Regions from separate parts of the Homo sapiens genome. Here region 2 is linked to region 1. Evidence: chromatin loops called from intact Hi-C (ENCODE). Cell type or tissue: OCI-LY7. All regions are shown on one strand.

Evidence for each region. Peaks named below come from ENCODE experiments on the same cell type or tissue, not always from the same donor. Only the 100,000 strongest peaks of a DNase experiment are listed, where the experiment ranks them.
Region 2: a loop joins it to region 1, with 8 times the contacts of the local background. A loop is called at or near these places in 3 of 110 quality-filtered maps.

What each region holds. Positions count from the first base shown.
Region 1 is chr6:159,607,822-159,610,321 of GRCh38, reverse strand. No RefSeq gene overlaps it. Among named protein-coding and RNA genes, the nearest start is that of SOD2, 84 kb to the left of the region's middle. In OCI-LY7, CTCF peaks have their summits at 959 and 1,159; a DNase peak (open chromatin) is centred at 1,141.
Region 2 is chr6:159,216,425-159,218,924 of GRCh38, reverse strand. All of the region lies in intron 5 of FNDC1 (fibronectin type III domain containing 1), which reads right to left. Among named protein-coding and RNA genes, the nearest start is that of FNDC1-IT1, 23 kb to the left of the region's middle. In OCI-LY7, CTCF peaks have their summits at 1,030 and 1,236; a DNase peak (open chromatin) is centred at 1,154; H3K4me3 peaks cover 1,494 bases; H3K27ac peaks cover 2,221 bases.

The DNA of each region.
Region 1 (2,500 bases):
GGTGGGTGTTCAAAGTAAACCATCTCTCAAAGCCAACACATGTAGAAAAATAAAGTTTTACCCTAATAGGCTTTTCTGTTTCCAATGAAGAATGAAACCTGGAAGATGGTGGGAAGGTAGCTGGCACCTCTGAGAGTCAATGTGCAGGACAAATGAAGCATCTGAATCTCACATCCTGGTTTATTCACTGGGGCATGAGCTTGAGGGTAGATAATACATATTTTCCTCTCTTTGTAAAAGGCCTGGACTGGGCCAGATGACACTTGGAAGCTGACCTCAGAAGGCTCTGTTTGGAAGGCTGTTGTGTGTCATATGATGAAAGCTGTGGGGATGGTGACCAGGCCAATGGTTCCCAGTGCCAAGCTTGGTCTCCACAGCTTCAACTTCATTCCAAAATAATTGAAAACATGTGGTAAAATATGCATTTTCTTAAGGTTCAGAATTTCCTTGGGATGTACTTTCCATACTATTTTCGTTTAAAATGCTGTGGCCAAAAAAAGTTTGTATGTCAGTATTTAAGTGTTTTCAAACAAATCTTTTAAACATAAAAATTCTGAAGGATGAACACAGGGCCGAATCATAGTTCTGAGAATTGAGGCAGGTGAGCAGCCTAAAGGAAATGGCTTAAAGCAATATTTCTCAAAGCAAAATGATGAGTTTTGTCATTACAGTTTATAATTTAGTCCAAATGTCTTATACGCCTGCTCTCTTAAAAATAATTCTTACATCTGGACATTATGTTTGTGACATCCAACAAAGAGGAAAAAAAGCATCTGCCCATATTTATCCTGCACAAGTTTCCATCTGCAGCAGAAATAACAGCGCCAAATGTTCATAGGGACCAAGCAGATAAAGAATGTGAGGGAACCCAGCTGGGGGTGACTGTGACCACCAGGAGAGCAAGTGCCCATTTAAAGAGAGTTGCCATTTAGAAAGACAAATCCTGTGTTGCCAGGGGTTCTGATTTTTCAAGATACGCTGGAAATTAACATTTTAATGTAAAATATCCTGACTTTTAAAGTTTTTGAAATTAAAGATAGAAGTACAATGTATCGTCCAATAAATACCCTTGAAGGACAGACTTGGCCTGGGGCTATGAGTTTGCAATCTCTGGTCTGCAAGGTGTGCTGCTGGTCTGAAAAGTTAGGTGGCAGCAGAGCCCCACTGGCCTTGCAAAAGGATGGGACAAGTACTCATCAAGATACATTGGGGTTTCAGGGTTGGGGAGTAAGGTTTGTACTATCTCTGTTTCCAGCAGTTTAGTGGGAAGAATGAGAGACAACTTTAAGATGAAGTCAGAGAATGCAGCAATGCACATGTGGGTAGAAGTAGGTGAGGCGAAAAGCGAGTTCCAATGAGAAGAGAAGATCTGGAGCCATGGCCACTAGAGAGCTTGCATCACATTGATGAATGGCTGAAGAGGAGCTTAGAAGAAGCATTGGCTGATGCCAACATCTGACAAATATTTACTCCTGGGTAGTGCTTTTAGCTCTCTCAAGACAGAAAGATAAATATCTGTAGTTATTAACTAATTGTCTTCAGGGCACCTTGTTACCTTTCTCTTCCTCCCCAGCCTCACTACCTCAGTAAACTCCAATTTCTTTTTTATGTTGTATCTCAACCAGTTGATCATTTAGAGTTGACTGCACTCACAGCTGAATCTCTCCCATGATTGTAAGCTCACTTCAAATAAAAGGGCCCCCACCCTGTTCCCTATACTACCTTTGGGTACTGTCTAATTAGATATGCCATGATTACAGTTAGAAGAGTGAGACCAATCAGGAAAATGAGAGAGTTTTCTTGGGCTGAATATGAAGATTCAGAAGCAAATAGGGTAAAAGGTGGGATGAGGTTCATAGGTCAAATATTCTAACTCTAGTAGGTAACTAACTGTATGGGAACTTACGGAGCTATCCTAGCCTCACCAGGCCCACTGATATGAAGTGTCACAGGCTGGGAAGAACCTGAAAAGTCCTCCCACCTCCACTGTATCCCATGTAGCTGAGACCAAGGAAAGGCAATGTCAATTGTCTTTTAGAATCAGACTCTAAAAAAGAAAAAAAAATGTCCAGAAGATTTCTAATTCTCACCAAATTGGAGTAAAACTATTGAAAAAAGGATGCTAACACTATGCTAATGGGAACATTAATCCAAAGAAAACTGGGATGGCTATAATGATATCTGACAAAGTAGATTTGAGAACAAAGTAATTAACAGAAATAAAGAAGATCATTTCATAATGATAAAGGGGTCAATTCAAGAGGTTATAACAATTATAAACACTTATGTGCCTAATAACAGAGCTTCAAAACATGTAATGCAAAAACTGATAGAACTACAAGGACAAATAGCCAGGCCACAAGCATGTTAGAGATTTCAATACCTCTTTATTAATAATGAAAAGAACAAGTTGACAGAAAAATTGTCAGAGATATAGAAGAGGACCTGAACAACACTGTTAATGAACCTGACCTAATTAGCATTTATAGAACACTCCACA
Region 2 (2,500 bases), 390 kb after region 1:
AAATGTCCTCCCCCACTCCCACAGCTCCTTGGTGACTTGTAGAAGGAAGTCCCTTGCTCCCTCTCAGCTCCCTGTCCTGCAGCCTCCTCTCCCCTGACAGTTCCACAGCCCCTCCGGCTGCAAGTCTTTGCCCAAATGCCACCTTCTCTGTGGGGCCTCCTTTGACAGTCAGTTCAACACTGGTGCCTCCCTGGGATCGCGTCTGATGCATGAGATGCCCAGTAAGACGTGTTTAGTGACAGAGAGTGGCTCGGAGAGTGGCGCTCCACTGCAGGACATAAGGCCCACCCCTCAAGGTTCCTTAACATGCGACCACTCTGTAGTACCAAGGGTTCTGTGGCCTCTCTGGTATAAACGGCTTGAAAATCCCATGCAGGATAAGTGCGTAGACAGGCTTCCCATGACACGGCAGGTCCATTCCAACACCGCGAGGAGAATCCACTTCAGCCCCATCCTGCACCCGCTTTTCCCCGCGACGGGGCAAGCTTCCAGGAGCCCTCCTCCTCACGGTGATCTCTTACATCATTCACGGTAGCAAGTCTAGTGCTTTATATGTGTGAAAATTTAAGAGCTAACTCATTTTACCAGAAGCCCAAGAGGCTGTCCGGTCCACCCAGGTGGGGACCGGAGCCCACCCCGATCTCAGGTCCAATATTTGCTCACGTTCAGGCAGCAAAAAACATCCTTCCACTATGTTCCGGTGAGCCAGCAGTTCACCACTGAAGAAATAAAAACAACAACAACAACAGATCCAGCCAGTTGAAACACTTGTTGATGCTAAGTGCCACTTTAGTGTGTGCCGTTCCCGGAAGGCTCAGAACAAAGCAAGCTGTCCGTTGAAACAAAGCTCCCCTGCAACAGCGGAGATGCAAAACCAGGGACTCTATTTCCCTGCTGATATGCCGGGCAGAATTTGGCCCGCATCACCAAAGTACGGTCAGCTCACCTGTGTAGGGGTGGCTCAGGAAGGAATGACTGAAGGGTATACAAATTACTCTGTGGCTTCAGGGGGTTGAGTCTCTAATTCAAGGTCTTGCTGCTAATTCTAAAGTCATGCTTGGCAAAGCACATCACTCTAGAGTTTCTACTTTTGCTTCCTGCATTCCCTTGACATTTCACATGCCGCTGCAACAGAGGGGTGGCTGGTCTCCTTTTTGCTTGAATAGCTGGAGTCCATACGCTGGGCTGGCTTTGACGCTGCGCCTGGCTCTCTCGGCTGCCTACGCCACCATGTGGAGACCATGTAAACACACAAAATGCCATGCGGCCAGCCCGTGCCTGGAACACCCACCAGGCAGCAGAGCTCCTCCAAGACAGTCTTCAGCAGGTGGCTGAACAGCAACAAACAGAAAAGGGACGTCCTAGGCTGTATCAGGGAAGGGATCTGATGTGACCATCCACCCAATGTCTCCACCAGATCAAATCCAAACTGCTGATATGCGGGGTAGAATTTGGCCCGCATCACACAAAGTAGAGTCAGCTTACCTGGACCCAGGGGGCTGGCCTCGGAGGTACTGAAGAGCACAGAGCTGCTTATCCAGGCTCCGAAATGCATGGCTGTGCCTTCCTCAGAGTTAGGAGCTCTCAGAGCGCCTAGGAGTGTGGGCTCGCCGGGCTTCCGTCCAAGCAAGTGCTCTGTTTCCGCGCCAGCCTTGGCTGTCTCCTGAGCCCCTGTTTCTCTCTGTGCAGGCCGGCATCTCTCCTCCTAGGCAACTCTCCCCTCTCCTCCTTTACCACGCCCTTGTCTGGTCTCATCCATCTCAGTCACACTGCCCATCCCCCTCCTTGTCTGAAGGATTTTACCTTTTAAGACTAAGTAGGTGCCACGCAATGGGTGCCAGGCTGCCTTCTCAGCAGCGCATCCCCACATAGCACACGCACCTTCCCCACCGCTCCCACCTCCAGCCTCCACACCACGGGGCAGGAAGCTGAGACCCTGCCTACAGGCAAGGGAAGAGACCAGGTAAGGGAAGAGGCCCCTCCAGATAAGGGAAGAGGCCCCTCCAGGTAAGGGAAGAGAGCCTGGATCTTACTGGAGTCTTCTAGAAGGCCCAATCAATCACATCCTTTTCCTTGCTTGAGTACTGAACTGATTAGGAAATGCCAGAACAGTCATTTGTGGGGGCTGAAAGCCCCCTTACATGACAGTAAGTAAGAAGCAAGCTGGAGAACATAGGGCAAGTGTACTTTACACGGAACCCAGAATTAGGCTCTCTGCTCAAGCAGCCCTGGGCCCTGCGTGTGCTCTCTGTGGCCCGGTTTCCCCACGAGGGGCAGAGATGAAAGGGCCCAGTTATGCTTGCCCCATGCTCCTTCCAACTCACCAATGAGAGAAGCAGGGAGCAGGGGTGAGACGGCTCTTGGCACTATCTCCACAAGCAGGAAGCATCAGGCCCGAGGGATAAGTCGACAAGTCGTGCCCCTCAGAGAGCCAAGCCTATGTCCGCTATCCAGGCTTATGGATGAATACGGCCTGCAAAGATCAGAACTCCCTCCAGGC